2 separate regions of the Homo sapiens genome follow, and region 2 is linked to region 1. A link is a loop called in an ENCODE intact Hi-C map of the cell type or tissue named here. Cell type or tissue: CD14-positive monocyte. All regions are shown on one strand. Links, peaks and the distances in the headings refer to the core of each region. The heading gives the core; the rest is flanking DNA. Region 1 overlaps LINC02227 (long intergenic non-protein coding RNA 2227). Region 2 has its middle 190 kb from the start of LINC02227.

The links. A loop is a pair of places that touch in the nucleus more often than their neighbours do. Peaks named below come from ENCODE experiments on the same cell type or tissue, not always from the same donor. Only the 100,000 strongest peaks of a DNase experiment are listed, where the experiment ranks them.
Region 2: it touches region 1 in a loop (5-fold over the local background); 1 of 110 quality-filtered maps calls a loop at or near these places.

Annotation. Positions count from the first base shown.
Region 1 is chr5:158,369,736-158,378,078 of GRCh38, reverse strand. All of the region lies in intron 1 of LINC02227 (long intergenic non-protein coding RNA 2227), which reads left to right. Among named protein-coding and RNA genes, the nearest start is that of LINC02227, 36 kb to the left of the region's middle. In CD14-positive monocyte, for the core only: no CTCF peak of the experiment used is centred there; DNase peaks (open chromatin) are centred at 2,388 and 4,278; H3K4me3 peaks cover 1,427 bases; H3K27me3 peaks cover 1,993 bases.
Region 2 is chr5:158,219,684-158,228,026 of GRCh38, reverse strand. No RefSeq gene overlaps it. Among named protein-coding and RNA genes, the nearest start is that of LINC02227, 190 kb to the left of the region's middle. In CD14-positive monocyte, for the core only: no CTCF peak of the experiment used is centred there; DNase peaks (open chromatin) are centred at 3,596 and 4,066; H3K27ac peaks cover 2,235 bases.

The sequences.
Region 1 (8,343 bases), core at 116-8,115:
AAAGCATTTCATCACTTTTCCTTTTAGTGATTTGTATGGTTTCTGCTAATTTTTTTTACATTTAATTCATTAATCCATGTGGAGCTTTGCATTACTTTTCTATTACTGCATAACAAGTTATCAAAAACTTAGCAGCTTAAACTGACATACATATATTATCTCACAGTTTCTGTTGATCAAGACTCTGGCCATAGCTTAACTAGGGCCTCTTCTTAGGGTTTCATAGGCTGTGACCAAGGTGATGGCCAGGACTGTGTTCTCATCAGAGGCTCAACTGGGGAAGGATCCACTTCCAAGCTCCCTCACTTTGTTGTCTGAATTCATTTTCTGATGCTGTAAGATTTATGGCATCTTGCCTTATCAAAACCAATAAAGGAGAGAAGGAAGAAAGGAGGAAGGAAAAAAGAGAGAGAAAGGTGAGACTCTAGAAAAATAGGCATTACACTTTTATGTAATCACATACATGTGATCACTTACAACCTATAATCTTTGCCACATTCTAGTGGTTAGAAATAAGTATCTGGTCCTGCCCACACTCAAAAGGATTACACAAAGGTATGAATACCAGGAGGTGGGAATCATAGAGACTGCTTTATAGACTGTCACTCATAGGGACTGTTTTATAGACTGTCACTCACAAATTTATTTTGGTAGAAGGAGTAAGGTAGGGATATAAATTTTTAGATGGTTAGCCAGATGTCTCAGTATCACTTATTAGATTATCTAACTTTCCCATACTGATTAGAAATTTTACTTCTGTTTAAGACAGAGACTTAAATGTCACAAACTAGGTAATTTCTCCTTCTTCTCTCATTTCATGTACACATCTGTGATACCAGAAATGCAGTTTGTCAATCTGATATTCAGCTTATTGGGCATAAAAAGAACATATATTCCCAGAGACAATCATTGTTATAGTTTCTGTCACATTCATATAGATATAATATATAGTCTTTAGTCATATTTATATCTACATACATATCTAGCTATAAATTAAGGTTGAGGGAAAGAAAATGAAGAGAGGTCATTCATTATCTCATTCTCTTCCTTGCAAGAGGTGCATATTCCCAGCAGGGCCCAGACAACCTCTGGCAAATTCAAGCATCTGTTAGAAAACACTAAATCAGTCAGCTTAGTCAAGAGCTTACACAAGTCATGCTCAAAAATGAGCCAAACTCAGGACCAAAATGGGGAAGTGGCTAAACAACAGGTAGGCCAGAAACACCTCTGGGGAGATGAGCACATTTTAAAGAAGAGGGCATAGATAAAAAGGGATGGAGAGTCTGGTAGGAAAGCCACTGCTAGTAAATCCTATGTATGTGAACTACCACAATATTCACTTGTGCCTTTGTGATTAGGATCCTGTTATGTTTGTTAAAATTAATACTTTCTGTGACCACTTTACATTTCATACTGGAGTCTGTGACCACCCATTAAAACCAATGTCATTGTCTCTCAGAAGCAGGTGATGGAAAGAGGATGAAGCATGTTCTAGCCATGAGATTCCCTGAAAAAATGTCCATCATCTCTATTGTTATGACAACCTATTCCCACTATGCTACAACCTTTATGAAAGAGGCTGCTTGTGTCCTGTGAATTAGTGGAATTTTTGTAATATTACTTGTTGTTAAATTACATATATATATATACATATATATATACACACACACAAACATATATAATGCAATAGTAGCATGCTATGCACAATTTTCTGCACTTTGATTTTTTCACAGTATGGAAAAATATGTATATGTAAAACACACACACATACACACACACATATGTATCATAGCATGGTTTCATGTTAGCACTGTACAACTGCCTCATATTTTTGCTTCATATTTTAATAGTTACATAATATTGATCAGAGGTAATATACTTTATGTAACCATCTGCTATTAAAGGCCATTTGGTCTATTTCCCATCCTTTGCTTTTAGAATAATTCTTTAATAAATGACTCCATACTTCACAACACAGTGTTAATTCATAATCCTTTTAGAAATTAATAAGAAATTATTTCTAACAAAATTTATGTTGTTTCTATCATGGATTGCCATCTGTCAAAAAGCATTACTATACAACAATTATCGAACTGAGGTACAAAGAAGAGGTCCACACTGATAGTCACTGGCAGAAACTAACATATAAACATGTTGTATTTGGCCCACACCATTGTTTTTCAAAGTGGAATGAATCATCAGCATTAAAATCATCCACGTGTTGATGTAGTTTAGAAATCACATCAAAATCAATATGTAGGGTGTCTCTTGAATAACTAAATACTTAGCGTTTAGAGGTCAGACTAGTCATGTAAATAATGAGAGAGGAAGTATTTGAGGATAAGACAATGGGGAGTAGTGGTGAGTGTGGGCTCACATTCTTGCACAATAGTAGTTGCTGGAGGTGCATAAGAGCTGCTCAACTCAGATGTGAATGGGCTTCCTGAGTCCACCACACAACCAAAATGGCGACCAAGGTTGCTCCATGTCTTTGAAGTTGTAACAGTTATCAGTTTTCATAACACATTCTGTATTTTCTCCTCCACAGCAGAGTCTAGAAAAAAAGTGAAATATTTTTTGTATTCAAATAAACTCGAAATAGTGGGAGGAAGAAAACTAGGTCCACACTCACCACCACTCCCTATTGCCTTATACTCAGATGATGCTTCTTTCATTTACAGGACTAGTCTGGCCTCTGAGTGCATTTGAGTTTCCAACTGCATATTTAAAAGAAACAGGCCTTCCCCAAAGTCAAACAGTCCAAAAGCTGCATGTTATTTTCCTTCTTTCTTTATTAAATACCCCCTCCATTTGTCAACTTTTTTGATGTTTGGACTGGAAAGCATTATTTGTTTTTTAATACCATTTCTTTAAAAAAAAAATCCTGAGTCTGTCCAACAGACTTTACAGCTAAAGTAGCCAGTCCGTTGATTCTGGAGGAAGAGCAGCTGGCAAAACTAATCAATGTTGGGCATTTGCATTTTTTTTTCCTTTTTTATGGTCTCCCCTGGTGCTGGGAGATTGGTTTTCTGTGTTGGAAGGAGAGCATGGAGAGCATCTGCTGTCTCCTGGTCTAGTGCATAGTAAAGAAGAGCGCGTGGTGCAGAATTCATCTACCAAATATCCCAACAGGTTAACCAGTTCTGGAGTGAGGAAGTCACAGCTCTTGCTTTTGAAGGTTCTCTGTATTGAGTATAAAAGATTCTGTGCTTCTGAGAATAAGAAATTTCTCTTCAATTTCACTCTATATACTCTAGGCAGCAAGATGATGCTTCTTAGACATGATGGTCTCCTACTGACGAGGTACTGACAAGAAAAAAAAATTAAATTCAAGAATGAACTTGAGAAAAATAAACATATGCATGCTCGTGAAAACTGGCAGCAATGTAATGTTCACTACAAGTTAGTAAGGGTTTTCTATCTTCCAGGTATTGAGCCTAGTGCTATGTGTGCAGTATCTCATTTAATTCTCTCAACACTGAAAGATAGGTGCTTGTTAACCCTGCTTTATAGATGTAGAAACTGAAGATCAGAAAGGCACAGTGATTTCTGCAAGGGCTCTGAGTTTGTAAATGACAGAGCTGGGATTCATCTATGTCTTTCTGCCTCCCTTACACCCTCATCTAAATCACTGGAAAGCTTCTTTTGTAGAGCAAGCATTCTACAAAGAGGTTTGCACTGGATTCTCAATGAGGACCACTGGGTGTCTTCTCTTTGGAATCTATAATGCTGCTGACGATAATCATTCAGGAAGGAACCGTTTGATCCTATCCTTTATGTAATTTTTTTTCCTTCCACATATTCTTCACAAGAAGCAAGCTATTGTTGGCCGCCTTCTCCTCAAACAACACACAATTGAAGTAGCTACCCCATGACCTCACTTCTAGTTTGAAAGGTTTTTTTGTTTTATTGGCCACTTTTCTTCCTGGCACTTCTAAGCTCTCCTTGATGTCCTAAAAAGTTAAGTCACTACTCACTAGCACTCGCTGCTGACAGCACACCATTCACTGCAACTCCTTGGCAAGAGGTCAGAGAGCCACATGTACCTCAGGTCACCTGTCCTGTAATCTATGAAGCTGAAATTCAGGCTCTACATCTACTTCTGTCCAAAAAAGCATTTAGTTATATTATTGTTTTAATAATTTTTTTAGTTTGCTTACAGTAAAATTCACTCTGTGGCATATAGTTCTATGAATTTTAACAAATGCATGCCATTGTGTAAGAATTTGGCAAGAAAACTACCGCAATCAAGATACAGAATACTTCCTTCCTCCCCAAACTAGTTCCTAATTTTATCCCTTTGATGTCACCAGCCTCCAGCTCCTAACTCCTGCAGCCACGGATACTTCTGTGTTCCCTATAAATGTACTCTTTTCCATAATGCCATGTAAAATGTAATCATGCATTGGGTATAGCTTCTTTCATTCAGCATATGCATTTGAGTATGCTGAATTGTACAGCTCAAATGATATGTGTTGAAGGAGTTGAGAGCAGGAGAGCCATTAAGGAAACTTTCATGTTGGTTCAAACAGTCTAGCATAGAATTCTTGGAGAACATATTCCATTAGTTTAAGCTAATTATAAGCTTGCTGCCTGCTATTTGAGATTGCATTTGAAATTTGTCCATACTTTTGTGTGTATCAGTAGTCTACTCCTTTTTACCGATGAGTAATATTCCACTGTATGGATGTTTCACCGATTGTTAATTTATGTACCATTGAGGGACATTTGAGTTGTTTCCAGTTTTTGATGATGACGATTAAAGCTGCTATAAACCTTTTTGCACAGGGTTTTTGTATATAAGTTTTTATTTTATTTATGTAAATACCCGGGAATAGGATTTCTGGATCATATGGTAAATTTGTGTTTAATTTTTTGAGACCCTGCCAATCTACTTTCCAAAGTGACTGTAACATTTTGCATTTTCAGTAGCAATAAATGAGAGTTCCAGTTGTTTTACATACTTGTCAGCACTTGATACTGGCAGGTTTCTTTTTTGTTTTTGTTTTGTTTAGCTATCCTAATAGGTGTGAATCTCATCATAGTTTTAATGCAATTCCCTAAATGACTAACGTTGAGTATCTTTTTATGTGTTTATTTTCCATTCATATATCTTTTCTGGTGAAGTGTCTTTCAAATCTTTTGCTTATTTTAAAAATTGGGTTGTGTTTTCTAATGATACTTTTATAATTTAAAGACCAATTCATTTTAAGTTGATCTTCCTTTCAAATTTAAATATCCCAGAAAAACAACACATTAGGCTTCTGTGAAGCACCAACATCTCATTATAAATTAGTTTTATCCATTCACTCAAAAGACATAAGCTCCTATTTGTAACTCTTTGTCTTGGTACTAGGAATGTAAAAATAAGCAAACACAGTCCACTTTCAAAGAGACTTTGCTAGATACATAGGAGATGGCTTACCAGAATAACCACACATGACTATAGCAAAAGGCGGAATATACTTAGTGCTCTGTGCGATTATATAAGCAAATTGTTAAGAGAGATTCTAGGGTGGGAGGGATGATATCTACTTGAGTATTTGGCCTTGATTAATGGGTACTATTTTGAAAAACAGAAATATAAAGGTAGAAAAAATATTTCAGGTAAAGATACAACCTAAGAAAAGGTGAAGGACCTACAGCTAAAATTATACTTAGTGGTGTAAGCTGATTGCTTCTCTCTTAAAATTGGAAGCAAGACAAGAATGTCTGCTCTCACAGTTTTTATTCACCATTACACTGGGGGTGTGAACCGTAGAAATTAGACAAAAAAAAAAGAAATAAAAGTCATGCATAATGGAAAGAAAGATGTAAAACTACCTCTATTTGCATGTGACATGGTCTTGAGCATAGAAAAATCCTAAAAAGTCGACTAAAAAGCTATTAGAGTTAATAAATGAGTTCAGTAAGGTTGCATGACACAAGATCAATACACAAAAGTCAGTTAAATTTCCATACACTAGCAATGAGCAATCCAAAAATAAAATTAATAAAATAACTCTGCTTACATAGTATCAAAAAGAATAAAATGCTTATAGATAAATTGAACCAAAGAAGTGCAAGATTTGTACACTGTGAACTATAAACTATTATTGAAATAAATTTGAGAACAAACTAAATGGAAAGATATCCATGTTTATGGTTTGGAAGGTCTGATATTGTTAAAATGGCAGTATTTCCAAAATTGATCTGCAGATTTGTTAGGGCTCAGAACGCAATACCCCAAAGTATGGTGCCTTGGCTTGCGAGTACTTTTTAACTGAAGGAGATAGGAGAGCCTCAAAAGCAAGAAGATCTCACCTTCTTCCACTTTCCTGCCTCCCATTCCTCTTTCTCCCCCAAATCAAGTGATAAAACCTACAAAAATTACTGTCTGGGTCACCCCTGAAAGTAGCTGATAAGACCTTTCTAAAGCAGGTGTCCTACTCTCTACCCAGAGGGAAGGAAAGTTACACAAAGAGGCCACAAAGAATCTGAACAAATAAAACACGCAAAAAAATTGAGTTGGACTTCTGCTGCAAACAACATATAAAAATTAATTCAAAATGAACTATAAGGCCTGAATATGGAACTATAAAACTCTTAGAAGAAAACACAGGTATACAATCTCCATGACCTTGAGCTCGGCAATATTTCCTTAGATATCGCACTAAAAACACAAGCAAAACGAGAAAAACATTAGATGAGAAGGACTTCATCAACATTATAAGATTTTATGCTTCAAGGTACATTCCCAAGGAAAGGAAAAGATAACCCACAGAAAGTGAGAAAATTTTGCAAATCATACATTTGTTAAGGGACTTGTATCCACACTGAAAAACATTTTGGACAGTTCTTAAAGAATGAAACAGAAATACACCACATGATCCAGCAATTCCACTTCTAGGTATCTGCCCAAGAGAAATGGAAACCTATGATAACACAAGGCCTTCACGTGAATGTTCACAGCAGCATTATTCATAACAGCCAAAAACAGAAACGATTTGAATGTCCATCAACAGATGAATAGATAAATGAAATATGACATACCCATACAATGGAATACTATTCAGCAATAAAAAGTAATGCATAATGATACATGCTACAACATGGATAAATTTCCAAAACATTATGCTAAGTGAAAGAAGCCAGGTATATTGTAGGATTTTATTTATATGAAACGGGGTTGGGAACAGAGTGTGAATGGGCATGATGGATCTCACTGGAGCACTGCAAGTATTATGACCATGATTGCACAACCCACCAAAAGTCTTAGAAATCACTTAATTGCACATTTCAAATGATTTATTTTTATATATAAAGTATACTTCAATGATGTTTTTAAAAATTGCCCTTACAGAAGTAAACTTTAATTCAAGTTAACAGACCTGGGCCGAGATATACAAAGCCATCCTCAGAAGGCAGAATGGCTCCCAGACCAACAAGACTTGACTATAGTCAGATTAAATGTAGTAAGAAATCTATACAAATAGTATGCCATTGGAATGGGGGCAGGCGGGTGGTCACTCTTGGGACTGTAGATAAAGGGGAGAAATGGCCTTGGTTTATGTGGGGATATTAGGGTTTCCATTACTCCTGGAATGAGGGCAGTGGTGGAGAGGAAGAGGGATGCTAAAAAGATAGCTGAGAGTTAGCTGCATGACTCCCCATGCACTGAGTCCAGGCACCAAGTTCTGGAAAGCAGTTGTTTGTTAGCTCCCATGTAGCTTTGCTGCAGGGTGATGATGCACTGACAGGCCAGTGCAAGTCCTTCCAGACTGTGGCCTTGTTCTTAGTAAATTAACAAGCTTAACATTCTTGGTACCACAGCAGTTTCTGTGGACCCTGTTAATGTTAACCTATCCCTGTAAAAACCAGGCTTCTGAGCTTATGGGGAAGAGAGCTGAGCTGGAGTGTGGAGAGTGGTATGTTCCCCATAGTAGATGTCCCCAGAGAACAGCTCCGAATGATCAGAGACCTCTCCAGTTGGTACCTTCTTTCCTGATGTGTGTTCCTAGACTGTGGTTAGCATAGCCCAGCACAGGTCAGTAGAGCATTCTGGATAAGAATGTAAACTCTGGAATCAGAGCGCCTGGAATCAAAGTCTGTGCTACTGCTTACCAAGGTGTGCAACATTGGGCAAGCTACTGAATCTCTCTCAGCTTCAACTTTCTCACCTATGAAACACAGTTACTAACAGTACCTACCTCATATGGCTGTTAAAAGGATTAAGTAAGATCATGTGAGAAAATGGGTGGATTTACCCTGTACGTAGCAGGAACAGTCAGTGCAAAAAGGTGAGCACTTAGCACAGAGCTTGTCACAGGGTAAACACTCAAACATGAGCTATTATTCCCAAAT
Region 2 (8,343 bases), core at 137-8,136, 150 kb after region 1:
GAGACACCAGGAGGCAGTCTAGCACAATGTTAAGAGCTCAGGTTCCTAAATGTCCAACAACGATAGACTGGATTAAGAAAATGTGGCACATATACACCATGGAATACTATGCAGCCATAAAAAATGATGAGTTCATGTCCTTTGTAGGGACATGGATGAAGCTGGAAACCATCATTCTCAGCAAACTATCGCAAGGACAAAAAACCAAACACCACATGTTCTCACTCATAGGTAGGAATTGAACAATGAGAACACTTGGACACAGGAAGGGAAACATCACACACTGGGGCCTGCTGTGGGGTGGGGGGTGGGGAGGACGGATAGCATTAGGAGATATACCTCATGTAAATGACGAGTTAATGGGTGCAGCATACCAACATGGCACATGTATACATATGTAACAAACCTGCACATTGTGCACATGTACCCTAAAACTTAAAGTATAATTTTAAAAAAAAGTTCTAAAATACAACCACAACAACAAAAAAAGACATGGAAAAATAAATAAATAAATAAATAAATAAATAAATAAAGAGCTCCGGTTCCGATGGATCTACCACTGACTGGCTGTGTGACACCACAGAAATCTCCTAACCTCTCTGGGGCCTTGGTTTCCTCATTTGCAAAGGAGGAAAAGAGCAGCATCAACTGCAGGGTTGCTCAGCCTCACCACTACTGACATTCAGGCCAGACAATTCACCGCTGTAAGGGCCTGCCTGTGTGCTGCAGGGTGTTAAGCAGCATCCCCAGCCTCTACCCACTGGATGCTGGTAGCACCTCCCCAATCAGGATGTAACAACCAAAACCATGTCCAGACACTGCCAAATGTCTCCCAGCACACTTCCAGTTGAAAACCACTGATCTACTGCAGGAGTCCTTGGGAGGATTCAACGGATTCCCGTATGAGAAGTGGTGGTATGGTGCTGAAACCTAGCAAGTGTTCACGAAAGGTTTGCTAAATAAATCCACAAAATAAAGGGAGGAAAAGCTCCTGCAAGAATGACAATGGCACTTAGCAGACTGCCATTTTGTGAATTTAACCAGCCATCACTTTAGCCCAAGAACCTCCATCTATTCCCCCTTTCCTCCCGCCAAAAGAAGCTAGGGCCTGGGTCTCCCGAGTAATGTGGGCAGAAAGGCCCTGCAAATGGGACATGACTGCCTCGATGGATTTAATGGTGCTTTTTAAATGTGGATAATTATAGGGCCTCTTCTAAGCAAGTGCACCAGTGGGGGGAGGCTGTGGGCTCTGGGGCACTGTGGGCCCGCATAGCTCAGCTCCGTGGAGCTGATGGTAATGTTATTAAATGTGCTCTCTCCTTTTATTAGGCATCTTAATAACCTCTAAGTTGCACCCAGGAGAGTTGGTGCAGAAAAGGAATTCTGGCCAACCTAATTTGTATTTGAAAATACCCCATAGGCCAACGGAACAAGATTCAGATGAATTTCACAGGCAGCTGAGGGCTACACAAGGCAAGTGTTTCCAAATTGTACTCAATTATTGAATGCAAAACGCCTGCCTCTCTGCCTTCCCCATCCCCATTCTTTGCCCTCCTTTTCTGCCAGTGCCCTTGCATCCCCTCAATGCGCATTTGCAGCCACACTCCAGCCACTGGCTAATAAAGAGAACTTAACCTGGGTGCTCTCTGTCAACAGGAAAATAATGATGTGAACTCATACTTATCAGCTATCTGATACCCTGAGCCAGACCCCGGTGTATTCCTCACAACACCCCAAAAGGTGAGTCCCCATTTTATAGTGGAGCAAACCATGATTTGAAAAGATTTGCATCTTGCCAGAAAAAAAAAAAAAAAAATATATATATATATATATATATATATATATATATATATATATATATGGACAGAGAGAGAGAGATAGAGAGAGAGAGATAATTACAGAGCATAGATCTAAACCCACTGCCCTCTGACTCCCTACCTGGTGCTTGTCACCACTGCTGACATTTTTCAATAATTGGGTGGTGACAAGGAGTAAGTCCATGTATTCATTCACCATGCACGGGTGACTGTATGTTCCAGACCTGGATGGAATGCTGGGAAAAGACACTGCCCCGCCCTCAGAGATTTCATAATGGAAATTATACACCATGGAAAGAACATGTAAAAGGAATCAGAAAAGGAGAGTAGCAACTCACATTCATTCAACATTTAGTGGGAGCCTACAATATACCAGGCAGTGTTCTAGCTACTGGCAACATTGCTACAGACACAAACAAAAGGAATAGGATTGACAAACATTCCAGGTACAGAATAAACAGAATCTGGCAGTCCTGACTGAAAGCGAAAGGGACAGGGAAAAACTGAAGGAGACTCAGAAGTGCCTAGTCCAGGAAACTGAGAATGAGCCAGCCATTAGCTGAGGTTGAAGGCAGGGATTTGGGAAAGAGGATAGCAAATTTGTTGTTAGAGTTGTCATAAGACATTGTATGAGCTTCCTATTGCTGCTGTAACAAATTACTACAAACATAGCTTTACACAACTCAAATTTGCTTTCTTACAGTTCTGGAGATGAGAAGTCCAAAATGAGTCTTAAGAGGATAAAATCAAAGTATTGACAGGGCTAGTTCCTTCTGAAGGTTCCATGGCAGAATCCATTCCTTGCCTCTTCCAGATTCTAGAAGCTGCAGGCATTTCTGAGCTTGGACTGCATCATTCCAGCCTCTGCTTCCATCATCACATAGTTATTTTCTGTCCCTAACACCTCTTGCGTCTTTCTTACAAGGATATTTGTGATTACATCAGTCCTGCCCAGTTAAGCCTGGATAATTTTCCCCATTACAAGATCTTTAACACAATCATCTATGCAAAGTACTTTTTGCCATATAAGGTAACATTCACAGCTTCCAGGAATTAAAACATGGACATATTTGGGGGAGTCATTATTCAGCCTACCATAGACATCCAGGAAGAGATGTTCTATAAGCAGTTGAAAATGTAAATCTAGGCCAGGTGCAGTGGCTCACGCCTGTAATCCCAGCACTTTGGGAGGCCGAAGTGGGTGGATTGCTTGAGGTCAGGAGTTCGAGACCAGCCTGGCCAACATGGTGAAACCCCATCTCTACTAAAAATAAAAAAAAATTTAAAAAATTAGCCGGGCATGGTGGTGGACGCCTGTAATCCCAGCTACTCAGGAGGCTGAGGCAGGAGAATTGCTTGCACCCGGGAGGTGGAGGTTGCAGTGAGCCAAGATCACACCACTGCACTCCAGCCTGGGTGACAGAGCAAGACTCTGTCTAAAAAAGAAAAAAAGAAAGGAAGGAAGGAAGGAAGGAAGGAAGGAAATGTAAATCTAGAGCTTGGTGGAAATGACATTCGTAAGTCAGTGAGTGAATTGAACTCATGAATTCAATTCACTCATTCATTCAACCATTCAATAATTGTTTATTAAGCAGTTAATATTGCCAAGAAGATAATCGCACCAAAGCAGTTGATTTGGGACTCATGCTCATAGCTCATAGTTGATGGGAGTTTATGTAAAAAGAGGGAATAGAGAGTAAAAAGCAGAAGACTGAACCCAGCAGTTTGGGGAAACTATGAGGAGCAGACAAGAATAGAGGAACCAATGTGAACTTGTCCAGGTTAAAACTAACACCATTTGTACAGTTTTGTTTGTCATCGTGGGTGACTACAGGTCATGGGGCATGTGATTTCAAAATATGCTGTGTCTGGGGCAGGTTGGGGAGGTCTTTCAACTAAATTATTCTTGAGCTACAGCATCTCTGGAGGGTCTGTTCTCCAGCCCATAACCACCAGTAGAGACTGTGGTTCTGGCCGGTTCTTTTTCTTGCCTTTTCTTAGCCAAGTGCAGTCATTAAGTACTTCATATCCAATCACTACAGCCCAACCTCTTGGCTTCCCCAGTAATGGAGGCAGCAAGAATTTAATCCATGGCAGCATCAGGTGCAGAAAGATGATACTGAATATTTCATTCCTGAGATGATGGGAACTGGAAGCCCCTGGAGATGATCTGACTGAATCTTGCAAGTGAGCCCTTCCGGGAATCCACTGGGTAACTGTGCTACTGGCAGTAATGACTGCCACTTGGGCCTCAGCTTCCCAATGGGAGGGGAAGCTGCATTAATGTGCAACAGTGTTAAAAGGCCAGCTCCAACTCTGCTTCTAGGAAATTAGGGTTTGTTTTAAAAATCTTGCTTTCAGAGGCTTCCTGTCACCTCTTTGGATCCAAAAGATATTTGTTGCTAATTACCCCCCACAACCCCAACTTTATTATTTTATTTTATTTTACTTTATTTTCTTCAGAAAGAGCCAAATGAAGGGAGAACAAACAGGTCTAGCAAAGAGAAATCATTTAAGGTACATTTCTTCTCTTTAGGAAATTACCTGCTTTGGCTTACATCTTTAACTCCTCTCAGTCTTTAATAGCTAACGCAAGAAGACAGTAAGTGTTAAAATGGACAGGAGAAAAACAGATGCATTATCAGGGTGGGAAATTGCATAAATTGTGTTGGTAAGTAAATATCATTTGTTAAACGCTGAAGTACTAAAATGAAAAAAGAGACTATTTTTCCTTAAAAAAATTAAGTGTTTTGAAAAACTGGATTAGATTCTTTTATTACTCTTCACAAAATTGAAAACAGATGGTATGTGCTATAGACTTAAGAAAACACAGCAAAAGTGGAAAAAGGTCAGCTTCAGTGTAACTTGGAGGTGAGAGGACCTGAAACCTGACCCCTTGGCCATGAAGACCCCTATTCAGATCTGATTTGTGACGCTGGCTCACAGTTGCATACCCTGAAGTGGTGGGGTGTGACCTGGAAGTCGGCGACTAGACAGCAGAGAGCTGGGCCCCTACAGGCGCTTCGATGTGCCCTCTTCACCTCTCCACGCTAATCCTGTGCATCCTTCCAAAGAAAGTTCCTACAATAAGCTCTCCTATCCAGCCCACAGAGTCATCTGCCTGCTCTGAACTCCCTCCTTGCTAACTGGACCATCATTGTGTCACATATCTTGCCTTCTCTGAGTGGGAGCTCCTTGAGGGACAGTTGAGTGGCAGCCATTCAGAGCATACATAGTCCCCTTTCCTGACTCCAAAACTATTTCTTGCTTCATCGATGAGCCTGAGGTTGGTTTATTTGCCTGTAGAGAGTGTTTGTACATCTTTGTATCCCATGGAGTAGTAAGTGAACTAGAGGAGGTGTGAAAGATGACTTTAGGAAGTAGTACAGATATTTTCTAAAGAGAAAACAGTAAAAAATAGCAAACATTACTATCTAGTATATAGAAAAGATTTTCTATTTATGAGCCATGTTGTTATTTTAATGTATTCTAGAAATAAATAAATATATATATACAAAAACTCTCAAAATATGACTATTAAGTCTGGGTGCAGTGGTTCATGCCTGTAATCCCAGCACTTTGGGAGACCAAGGCAGGAGGATCACTTGAGGCCAGGAGTTCAAGACCAGCATGGCCAACTGGTGAAACCCCATCTCTACTAAAAATAAAAATAAAAATAAAAATAAATTAGCTGGGCATGATGGTACATGCCCGTAATCCCAGCTACTTGGGAGGCTGAGGCAGAAGACTTGCTTGAACCCGGGAGCTGGAGGTTGCAGTGAACCGAGATCACGCCACTGCACTCCAGCCTGGGTGACAGAGCGAGACTCCATCTCAAAAAAAAAAAAAAAAAAAAAGACTATTGAACATCAACATACTTTAGTTTTCAAAAGTTAATTAATATAGAAAAACATTAAAAGTTTACGTGAAATTTAGATATGGTAAAAAATCATAAAGACCATGTGCAAGGACTGAAGTGTTGGAAAAAGCTGCCCTAGATAATGAAGACTTCCTTTATTATCCAGTAAATATTGTCATTTGAGGATATCTCAAACTCTATTTTTGGATTATTATCATCATTGTGGTTTTGCTTTGTTTTTATCCCTAGAAAACCCCAAGAAGAGTATTTTTTGACAGAAGAAGAAAATGGAAGCTTTCATGGCAATCACATTTTATTGCCTTGATAGTCAAGGCAACCAGCTCTGGAGTAAGAACAGACTTCTGTCTGACACTGCTCTTTTCTAGTAGAATGACTTATAAATTTAAATAATTACCTACTCAATACCTCAGCATTCCTATCTGCAACATGGAATTGTTATGAGGAAGATATGAAATAACACATGCTAAGTGCAGCTTGGTGCCTGACACAGAGAAAGAGTCCAATAAATAGCAGCTATTGCAATTAATAATAGTAGTAGCATCAACAGTAACAATAAAAACTGACATTTATAAAGAAATTCACGTCTATTAATGGGCTTTATCTAAGCATTAGAATTTATCCAACGTGCCTACTGGGTGCCAAGTACGGTACAAGACCCAGGTATTCAACTATAGAATGAGAAATGCATGATTGCAAGGTAGGCAGGAAAATAAACTCTGAAATTAAGTCACCCATTTTCAAATCTAAGCTTTGCTATTTCTTCTATTGCTGTGGCCTTGAGCAAGTGACTTGCCTTTCCATGCCTCAGCTTTCTCATCTCTAAAATAGGGATAATAATGGCAACCACCTTGTAGTGTTGTTGTGAGAATCCAGAGTTCACAGAAATAAAGTGTATCAATGTCATCAGAAAGGTGACTGTAACTAGTATCCTTAATTTATTTTAGCAATTATCACTGTAGTTCCTGTCCTTACCAGGCTGCCATATAGTCTTCCACATTTTTCAAATGGGCAGCTAGTTTCCAAACTTTGTATTTGCTACAAATTATACCCAGCCACTAATTCAAAGACAAAGGTGTAATCGTATAAGGAAGTTAGAGGTTGATCTACTGAGAACATTTTATCACTGAGCCCAATCAATTACTTCCAAAGATTCGTTCAAGCCAGTTTTATAATTAGAGTGAAAGGTCATCTACATCATGTATTCTTCCAGTCACTAGGAAAATTTCCACTGGTTCCTATAGCACCTAGGGACTACAGCACACACACACACACACACACACACACACACACACACACATCTCCTGCCGTTGCATTAAATTTCTTTAACAAAACCTGTGCTATTTATGTAAATATCAAGCAAAGCAACTACTTGCTTCACCCTTGAAGCTAAGACTAATTTGTAGCATTCCCTGATGTCGAGGTTTCTGGAAAAATAAGACTGTTTATCTGAACACATTTATACTTTCTATGCAGATCCAGGAAAACACATAAACAGCCTGATTTGTTTTCCAATCCAACCATCTTTTTCCCTTATAGAAAACCCAGACAGGTACCAGAGTGGTCAGATTCAACATGCAGATAAGGAAGCTGTATGAGCCCAGCCCCAGAAAGCATCAGAATACCCATTCTTTTGACAAGTGAGGCCAGTCCAAGTCAAGACCTCCCAGCCTGAGACTGTGGCTGTTTCCCGGATAGAAATAACTGCTTCAATCCAGGCTGTGCCAATGCAGCCCCAGATATAAAGGTGATGAAGGGCTGATTTTGAAGCCCAAAGTCTTGCCTCAGGACCATTTAGAAAACACTGCTGGCTATGGAGCCATCGGACACACAAGTCAATGAAATATTACCCCTAATTGAGTGGTCCATTTGAGAATGCAACCAAGAGTGTGTCCAAGGAGTTAGCACTCCCCTTTACAACTCCCCAAGCCCCTCCTGGGTTAGTATCCATTTAAAGAGAGAGGAGAAAAGACCACTTTCATCACTTAAGTGTAAATGAATCAAAGTATGATATGGATAAGGGAGCAATCAGCTTCCCCTGAAGACTGATCTGTTAAAGCAAGTGAAGGGTGATTCATTCCAGATGTGATGTTCCTGAAACCCACTGCTGGATCATCGATTCCAGACTCCCCAAACACCCTCAGATACAGAGAGGTATTCAGGAGTTCAGGTGGGCTGAAGGATGCAGGAGAATTGGTGGCCTTTAAGACCAGGAAGTTTTTGGATACATCTGATCTGGTCTCCAAGGGCAAGCCAACCTGATCTCTAAGTCACTCTTCAATGTTCCATTAAGAAATCTCCCAGAAAAACTAATCCCAAAGCCATTTCTGAAAAGCCAAATATCTCCCAATACCAAGGAGGCATGCTCAAGTCAGCAGTAGCAACCTGGTCTATTTTCTTTGACCCAAAGTGTGCTGCTATTGTTTTCATTTTAGTTAGCTGTCAGTATTGAAATTTCCTAGGAATTTTACATCTCTTGAAGATCATTTGATCCTCTATTTTCACGTGGAAATCAGCTGGAGTAGAGCGACAGCCACCTCCTCTGTCCCCAAGGTCTCCATTGGCCTCCTTGACACGTTGATGTTTACTGTTGTCCCCATGTAGGCACTGTCTCTGCAACTGCTGTCATGAGGTTACTCTGGTGCCTGT